Regions from separate parts of the Mus musculus genome. Here region 2 is linked to region 1. The links are chromatin loops, found by intact Hi-C in ENCODE. Cell type or tissue: left cerebral cortex. All regions are shown on one strand. Region 1 overlaps Eea1 (early endosome antigen 1). Region 2 overlaps Eea1 (early endosome antigen 1).

Region 1 (5,000 bases):
AGATTTAATACTTGGTTATACTATCAATTAATTATTCATAATGTATTTTGTTTCAAATTATGTGCTTTTTGGTAAAACATTTTATGTATGTAGATTAAAGTACTAAGTAGTCTACTGTTGGTTGGAATTTAACATGATTATAACCTTATGGGTATAGTTATGGGTACTTAAGAAATGTGAATTAGACTTAAGTGTGTATAACCTTGCAGGTTAATATATGCAGACTTATAAGACCTGCCTTCAGGGTTAATATTTTGAAATCAATATATGTATTGCTATTTTTAATTAGATATAAAGTCAAAATATGATGAAGAAAAGAGTCTCCGAGCAGCTGCTGAACAAAAAGTGACACATTTGACAGAAGACTTAAACAAACAGACAACTGTAATTCAAGATCTGAAAACTGAACTGGTAATTTATTTATCATCATTATGTTAATTTGTACCATCCTAATTAAAATGAAATATATATGATAACAGGCATATGGCTAAGTGATAGAGAACTTGCCAACAATGTATGAAGTTTTGAGTTAAATATCCAGCTGAAGAAATATTTAAAAAATAGTTTAATGAACTGGAGGCAATAAAAAAGATTCCATATATCCTTCTACATATATATATATATATATATATATATATATATATATGTATGTTTGTATGTATGTATATATATATATGCCCTATGATTTTTAAAAGTAAAAAAGATGTTATAAAAATTATGTCATTTAGCTCCTTTGATGATATTGTTGTTTCTGTTTAAGTATAAATTTTTGTTTTGTTTTTAAAATATTTCCTCTATCCACATCTCTGAAACTCTCATTTCCTCCCATTGTAATGCTCTTTTGAGACAGGATCTCACTGTGTAGCCTCAGCCATAGTGGAACTTGCTATGGTAGACAAGACTGGCCTCCAACTCAGAGAGATCCTCTTACCTCTGCTTCCTCAGTGTGGGGCTAAAGCTGTGCGCCAACGTGCAGACTTTTTCCTTACACTTCAGTTTCATAGTGCATCAGGTTTAGCATTGCCTCCAACTGGAAAGAAATTTTATTTCAAATTCTTCAAACATAAAATTCAAGTCAGACTTGTTTGGTGATGGTGTTTGTCAGTAGGTACCATGGTTCAGTGTTTTCCTTAGGGTTTACAACCCTGGACCTATCTTTGATATCTTTATTTATATAGCATTCAATAAATACATGAATAAATGACTGAATACAAGCAACCGACTGGAAACCCGGAACAAGCTTGCATCTTTTCTTCCTTATTTAAATTTTGTTGTTGTATCACCATGGCTCCGTGCTAGGCAAGAGGTCCCCTCAGAGCTCACTTCTTTAGTCCCATTGCCTCCTCCTCAGCAGAGGGAAGAATGCAGTCTGTGAAGTCGTTGTTAGGATCCATACACAGTTTGTTAAGGGAAGCCAAGCCAAGGAAATACTTGGGTAGTTGTGAGTTTGCTAGTGTGCAGCTTGATGAGACTGTAAGTACAATGAATGGAAAGGGCATTGGTTTATTGAGGCAGGAATCAGTGTTTGCGGTTTAGAGTCTAAAAATTGGTAATAATGTTTGTTTTTATTTTGATCTCCTTTTAGTGACTTATTCTAAAATGTATATTATTTTAGGTTTTTTAACTGTAATATTTATTTAAAATGTGTGTTTCACAGCTTCAGAGACCTGGTATAGAAGATGTTGCTGTACTAAAGAAAGAACTGGTCCAAGTTCAAACACTAATGGATAACATGACTTTGGAACGTGAGAGAGAATCTGAAAAACTTAAAGATGAATGCAAAAAGTTACAATCAGAGCATGCTCATTTGGAGGTAATGACACTGAGTGGAATGCTTCCATGATAGATTACTATTCCACCTAATAAATGATGCATATATGCAGTAGATAATTAAGGCCAGTTGGTAAGTGATAATTGAATTTATCTTAATTTGGTTGCAGTAAACCAAGTCTGATGTCATTTCCTATAGTTACTTTAACAATATTGTTTTGGGAAAATATTTAGAAATAATTGCTTCTTTCTTTGCTTTCTTTCTGGTTCTGTAAAAATTTTTGGCATGCAGTCTCACTATGGAGGCTCTTCTTAACCTCCTTGGTCTCCTGAGATGACAGAAATGTACCATAGTACCTAGCAGATGATGTGTTTTTTAATAGATTTATTTCTAATTGATAGGCATTGAATGCTGTAGCTGAAGTGTTGAATTGGTACTGCGGAGGGTGGGCTCAGCAGTTAAAGCACTCTCTTACCAGGATTTGGTTCCCAGCAACCGCAAGGCAACTCACAAACATCTGTAACTTCACTTCTCAGGGATCTGATGTTCTCTTCCTAGCCTCTGAAGGCACCCGGCACATACGTGGTGCACAGATGTACCATAGGCAAAACACTTACATGTACAAAATAAAAGTAAATAAATCTTAAAAAAACTGCTGCAACATACTACCATAACTTATCCAGTTTGTCATATGTTGTCACACACACATAGAATTCCAACATTTGGAGGCTAAGAGGAGGATCATGAGTTTAAGAGCAATCTTAGGTACATAGTGAGGGACCCTATTTGAAAACACACACACACACACACACACACACACACACACACACACACACACACACACAGACACCCCAAAACAGAGAACAACACAAAAACAAAAGCATTTGTTGTAGTGACAGTTTTTAGCTGGTGACCAAAATCCCACTCTGTTCATAAATAGTAACATGCCAGTAAATCATGGAGTAAAACTATTACAGCTATCCTGTGTCTGGTTCCTCCTGTGTTTCTTTATCTGTGTCTCATCAGTGGGAACTTACAAGAGTGTAGATGCGTGACACGAAGTTACCATGTAGATTCCCCGAAATGACACTTCATAACCGTAACCACACAGGTTCACAAGTTTCCAAATAGTTTGAGGGGGTTCATAAGTTTACCAAAGTCAGTTCAGTGTTGAGAGGTATTACTAATTAGACTGTAACTAATTGGCGGCTGGAGAGATGGCTCAGCAGTAAAGAGCATTGGCTACTCTTCCCGGTATCCTTCTATCCCTCCTGTTCCGGAGCATCTGACATTGTCTTATTAACCTCACAGGTGCTACACATACATGGTGCACACACATTCATTCAAGTAACACTCCTGTACACTTAAAAGATGAGAAGATGCTGAGTCAAAGTCGGATAAGGAAAAGGGTGTTTTAGATGACTTTAACTTGAGCAAGCCCAGTCATTTATTTCTGTACTTAGGACTAGTGTTGATTAGATCTGACTGCTGACTAATAACTTCTCAAATTATAACAGTAGTCTCTTCACTTAAAAATGCCATTGAATGTTGACATTTCCATATAAAAGCACATGGTGACTAAATGTTAATGGAAGTAATTAATGGTGGTTTTAGAGTATACATATTTTAAAGTGAATTTACTCTGACTTTTTTTAGTTGAGAATTAAAGAGTCATACTTGTTAATTAAGAATATTAGCAAAAGCCATGCCATAGTGGTATACACCTTCAATCCTAGCACTCAGGAAGAGAGGCAGGTGGAGAGGTTAGCTTGGTCTACAGAGCAAGTTTCAAGACAGGGAGGACTGCACAGAGAAACCCTGTCTCAAAAAACAAAAATAAAAACCCTCTGCCCCTTGACCCCCCCACCCCCAAAGAAGTATTATCAGAGTCACACTAATGCCATTAGACAGATTTTTTTTGGACACCACTAGGTTTCTGATACTCCACCAGGTCATTTTGAGTACTGTGTTAGCTTTAAAAGTTTCTCATCTGATCTTATAAAGTTATGAGGAATCTGAGGCTCAATTAGGTGTAACCGACTTTCAGTCGCTTGTGTAAAACTGAGAACCTGGGTCTTACTCAGGCCCAGCACCCCTCCCTTAGTGCCTGTCTTCCATTTAACTTGTCTCATAATTGCCTCATGAGTGACTGGTGCTGCTAGGCTTTTTGTTTGCTTGTTTTCTGTTTTTATTTTGAGACAGTGTCTCATCTAGCTGAAGGCTAACCTGGAGCTCCCTGTATAGCCTTGGCTGCCTCAATCTCTCATATGTGACTCTCCATGCCTCAGCCCCCTAAGATGGAATTAGGAGAGTGAGCTACCATGCAAGCTTTTTGTGCTACTAACCTTGTCCCAATGTTTATTGCTACTTTAGTGTTTTGCCAAAATTGTATGTTGTTATGTATTGAGTAACTGAAAATATTTTCAAGTTTATCTAATACTGTTTCCATAGAAACATTAGTATAATTGATTGTTTCATCTCATATACTTGTTTTTTACTTCATTTGGGTTTTTTGTTGTTGTTGTTGTTTCTACTTACTATGAATATGTAACGTGTTTAATTAAAATTCAATTCTAGTTGTTTTTATCTAAGTATATTAGTGAATTACATCATTTAAAAATTTACTAGAATCAAATTATTATAGATGTGGTTACTTTCTCTTAATCAGAATCAAAACAAATTAAAAGCCATTAGAGAAGCAAGAAATATAAGGATTTATCAAATGTTTTCTAGTTCGGATTGGTGATATGTATTCTGGAACATATTGTTAAATACAACTTTAGTTTATTCTCCTTGAAACTTACATACCTTATGAGCTTACTGCATTTTCTATATATTTATGAAAGTATATTTTTATTCTAAAGCATTTGAAGTACTTAATAAGTAGTTGGAGATTTTATAGATTGAAGATTGAAGGTTTCAAGATTTAAAATTATTTTGAAAATGCTTCATCAAGGTAAATATTAAAGAAAGCTGCAATGAGTTTAGATATATTGTGGTATTTAATGGAAATGTTTTTAAAGAATCTTATTTATATTTTAAGTAATCTTATTTGGATCTTAATTTTAAGAGCAAAAATGTTTATACAAGTATGGACTAAGGATGATTATAATCAGACATAGCTATTTAAGATTATTTAAGCTATTTATGAATATTTCAATATTAAGTATGTTAGTTTAAGAGATCCCATTTGTAAGTATGTTTGGACATTTTTATTGTGTTCTCAATG
Region 2 (5,000 bases), 47 kb before region 1:
CGGACGAAGCTGTTCTCTCTCCTCCTGTAGCCTGCCGTATATGGCAGGTAGAGATGGCGACAACAGATACGAACCTGTGTGGAATTTGTTGTGTATTGGAGGAGAGAGGAATTTCTTAAAGAATCACTAACTGATGTTGCATACTTGGATAAGCACAAGGAAGGACGGCGTAGGGAACCTCAGCATACACATTTAGGGCACCATATTTAAAGTAAGCATATTTAAAGCCAGCTGGAGTTTCTCAGATCAGCTGGGGGCTTAAGTTTGATGAGGTTATTACTAATTTATTGAAGTGAATTTTAAAGAGTAGTAACTATGGAATAGTTTTCTTTTTGTGTAGTTTTTGTTATATGTATGTGTACCAGATAGTTGAGTTTTTGTTTGTTTGTTGTTTGTTTGTTTTGAGACAGGCTCTTGGTCTGTAGTTCAGGGTGGTCTAAATCCTTCCTTCCATGTTCTTCTTTTTCTCCTCTTCCTCTGCATGTTTAGAATATAGAAGATATTAATATCTTCTTATATATTAATACGTTTTCTTATTAATATAGGAACAAAGCCTTCTCTTCTAATCCCAAATTAATCTCTTCTAATCTAGTCTATTTGAATTAAAGGTGCAGTATGATTCAGTGATCAGAATGTGAACTCTGAGACTGAATCACCAACCAAAGAGTGAGCATGGGCTCGCTTAGGTTCCCTGCCATATGTAACAGATGAGCATCTTTGTCTTCATGGCGTCCTCCAACAACAGGAATAGGGACTGTCCCCAAATCTGTTGCCTGTCTGTGAGTCCTGTTCCCCTAACTGGGCTACCTTGTTAGGCCTCAGTGGGAGAGGATGCACCTAGTCTTGCAGAGACTTGATATGCCACTGTGGTGTGTGTGTGTGTGTGTGTGTGTGTGTGTGTGTATGTGTATGTATATGTGTGTGATACCTAGATGTCCCCTTCTCAAAGGAGAAGGGGAGGAAAGAATGGAGGAGGATCTTCATGAGGGGACACTGGAAGGAGAGAGGGTGCTGATATTGGGATGTCAAGTGAAAAAATAAATAAATTTAATAATTAAAAAAGAATGTGAACTCTGAACCAGGACTTTGTGTGCAGTCTAGACAACATAGACAACATCTCAAGTATAATAAAAAAGCGTGTGTTGGGTGGTGAGAGGGGATACTATGAGCTCTGATGTCAGCCTGCCTGGGTTGATATCTACCCTACACCTTAACTGCATGGTTTGGGGCAGGTTAACTGGATTCTTCTGAAATGTTTTGTACATATTAGCTGTTGCTAAAATATTGTTTTGTTGTTATAATTATACATTCCACAATTTTTTAGAGAACAGTAAACAATTGTTTTGTCTTGTAGCTTGCTTTGCCCCTACCAACATTAATTCTTTTAAATTGTGTTGGATTTGGGAGGCTCGGTTCTAGGGAAGTGATGTGGTAACAGGAGCACTGCCATCATGAATTGGCTAATGCCTTTCTCAAGAGGCTAGGCTGGGCGAAGCTTGTAGGCCCAGGCAGGAGGACTGTGTGTCAGCTCAGCCTGTGCAACAAAGTAAGTTAGAGAGTAGCTCTGTGTTGCATAGTGTGAGCCTATATCAGAAACAGAAACAAAAGCAGGAGCGTGGGGTTGGGATGTCAAGTGAATGAATGAATGAATGAATGAATGAATACATACATACATACATACATACATTTAATAATAATAAAAAGAATGTGAACTCTGAATCAGGACTTAGGGTGAGCCTGGAGTTTCCCTGGCTGGAGTGTTCTCATGTGGTCTTTCTGCAGGCAGGTGGGCCCTTCTGCTGTTCTGGTACATGCTGGAATAGCAGGGGCGCTGACATTTTGTTCTTGGACTTACAGAATCTCAAGACAGATCCCAACCTCACTCTTTTTATTAAAGTATTTAGTGTGTGTGTGTGTTATGAAGCATCACAACACATGTGGAGGTAACTTTGGGGAGTAGATTCTCTTTCTACCATGTGGGTTCCAGGATTGAACTCAGGTAATCAGACTTGGTAGCAGGCACACTTTCTCTAGCCTCTGAGACATCTCTTTGCAACCCCAAACCCCTTTAAAAACAAATTACCCATACTCAAGTACATTAACAGAACATAGACTAAGATAGTGTCTTTTTTTTTTTTTAATTTTAGATGATCAGTCAGGCCATTGGCGTTTGCGTAACATACTGTTAAATATTCACTCTTTGCTCTAACAACTATGCCAAGGCTTACTGATAAAGCCTGAGATGAAGAAATTGATTTTTAGTGGAGGAGAACGGCAGTTTAGTAGTAACAAAGCAATGTGTGATAAGGGAGGGTACTCAGAGGAAGGATTGGAAGCATGAGAGACAAAGTAATGACACGGTGCAGGGGTTAAGGTGGCAGGGAGAGCAGTGGAGGTTGTTGAATCTTCCCGGAGATTTCTCTGAAGGGAGAGAATCAGGCATTTCCAAGAGTCTAATATAGCCTAGCACAGAGTAGGAGTGTGTTCCTGCATGCAGATGGAAGTAGTGACAACAGTTAGCCTGGGAACATGAATGAAGGGGTTTTAGTCTTAGACTAGTGTCTTAGTTAGGATTTTATTGCTGTGAAGAGACACCATGGCCAAGGCAACTCTCATAGAGGCTAACATTTAATTGGGTCTGGCTTACAGTTTCAGAGGTTCAGTCCATTGTCTGAGGTGGGAAGCATGGCAGTGTGCAGGCAGACATGGGGCTAGAGAGCTAAGAGTTCTACATCTTGATAAGAAGGCCGCCAGAAGGAGACTGTCTTCTGCTGGCAGCCATGAAGAGACTCTTCTGCACTGGGCAGAGCTTGAACACTAGGAGACCTCAAAACCTACCCCGACTGTGACACACTTCCTCTAACAAGGCTACAATTCCTCCAATGAGGCCACACCCCCTAATAGTGCCACTTCTCATGGGCGAAGCATATTCAAACTGCCACATTCCACTCCCTGGCACCCCATAGGATTGCTCAAACATGTGAGTCTATGGGGGCCATACCTACGATAGCATAATGCAAAAAACAATTACTCCAACTTCACAAGCTCTCATATAATCTATAGTGTCAACAATGTTTAGAACTCCAAAGTTCAAAGTCTTTTCTGAGATTCATGCCGTCTCTTAACTGTAATCCCCTATAAAATCAAACTCAAAAAGCAGATCATATACTTCCAGCATCACAGAATATACATTACCATTCCAAAATGTCATAGTAAGGAAATACTGGACCAAAGCAGAAAAGTACCTATGCAAATTCTGAACTCCGCATCTCCAGATCAGATGTCAAAGCACCTTTCAGATATCCAACTTCTTTCATCTTTGATGACCGTAACAAACTTCTTTCTCTTAAGCTGGTTTCACTCTCTGTTAGCAGTGTTCCTTGGCAGGTATCCCATTGCTCTGGCATCTCTGACATCTTTGGGGTATCCAAGACAACTGGTGGCAAAATGCCTAAGAAAATTAACATAAAGGAGGAAAGATTTGTTTTGGCCCACAATTTCAGAGGTGTAGGTCTTGTCAGTTGGCTCCATCACTGTGCATCATGGCAGACATGGCTTATTGGAGCAGAGCTGCTTGTTTCATAGTGGCCAGTATGCAGAGAAAAAGAGAGAAAGAGTCAGAGACAGAAAAAGTCCAAGGCTAAGACATACCTGTCAAAGTATACCCTCAGCAACATATTTTCTTCAGTTAGGCTCTACTTCCTCATAAACCCTTCAGCTGTCAGTTAATCCATTGATAAAGTTAGTGAGTGAGACTTGATCTAATCACTTCTAAATACCACCACCAACTGAGGACAAAACAGTCTTTGCAAGACTGTCACATGAGTCGTTTTGCAAGACACTTCATATCCTGATCCATAAGTATGTCTATAGGAGATGTCTGTAAAATAATAAGTTTTTTTTTCCTCCTGACCACTCAGTACCCAACAATAATGATGCTGAGATTAATTATTTATTATTAATTGCCTAGGCCATAGCTTTGACTCATTTCCGGACTAACTCATACTTTTTTAACCCGTTCAAACTATTCTGTATCTAGTTACCTCTCCTTCACTCTTGGCATGCTTCTTCCTTAGCATCTTCCTCAGCAATTCTCTCTGAGTCTCACTTGAATCTCTCCTTTATAGCTTTCCTATTTCCCAGAATCCTCTCTTCTTGACAATGCCCCACCTCCTGTTTCCTGCCTCAGCTCATTGGCCATCAGCTTGTTTTATTGACAGGTGATGCTTTTAAGAGATTCTCGATACAGATGTCTAGCCTTTTAATTTTGCATACAGGACCTTAGTGCTCTGGCCCTTCATATCACTTTGGATGCTCTCTCTGCTTACCTTTCTACACACAGAGGCCTGACCATTTCTCACTAATTATTTTTCTCACAACCCAGATGATTTCTCAGATATCCTTCCCCCTTTTTTTCCAGTCAGGTAATACAAGGAGTTAGTTTTAGTTTTATTCTCCAAAAGCATCTCATAGTACTTAACTGTTATAATAGAACAGTAATAATTTAACTTTTGGGTTGCTACTTATGAGGGTAAACTTGGTATAAACGGTCAGACTTCCTGATAGCCAGTTGGTGTATCTGGAACTTGAACATAGTACCTACTTCACATTCTTACATAGCACCAAGTGAAGTAATGTTTGTGATGTGCTCACCATGCTATCCAACATTTTGACAAATATTATGTAATTTTGGTTATATTATGCATCTTTAGTGAATACATTTCTCCTTTGCTTCCCGTCCCTCATTTTCTTCTCTCCAACTTTATTCTTTTCTTCTTCTTTCCTTCATGGTTACATAGCCCAGTCTGGCTTTGTTCTTGAGGTCTTCCTGCTGTATCTACCTAAGTGCTAGATTGCAGATCACGCCAAGAATTACTGCACTGTTTTTGCAGTTTATTTATTCCATTTCTCCCCTCCTAAATTTTGGAGTGCCTTAGTCTGGAGATTTTTGAATAGCTGAGATGATAGTTGAATAGGCAAAGGTTAGAAAGCAGGTTGAA

What was found. A loop is a pair of places that touch in the nucleus more often than their neighbours do. Peaks named below come from ENCODE experiments on the same cell type or tissue, not always from the same donor. Only the 100,000 strongest peaks of a DNase experiment are listed, where the experiment ranks them.
Region 2: it touches region 1 in a loop (2.1-fold over the local background); 4 of 42 quality-filtered maps call a loop at or near these places.

Annotation. Positions count from the first base shown.
Region 1 is chr10:95,995,280-96,000,279 of GRCm38, forward strand. Eea1 (early endosome antigen 1) reads left to right here. Exons shown (of 29, transcript NM_001001932.3): 8 at 290-411; 9 at 1,658-1,813. Among named protein-coding and RNA genes, the nearest start is that of Eea1, 57 kb to the left of the region's middle. In left cerebral cortex, no CTCF peak of the experiment used is centred here; no DNase peak of the experiment used is centred here.
Region 2 is chr10:95,948,137-95,953,136 of GRCm38, forward strand. The region is part of intron 1 of Eea1 (early endosome antigen 1); the gene reads left to right. Among named protein-coding and RNA genes, the nearest start is that of Eea1, 10 kb to the left of the region's middle. In left cerebral cortex, no CTCF peak of the experiment used is centred here; a DNase peak (open chromatin) is centred at 2,465.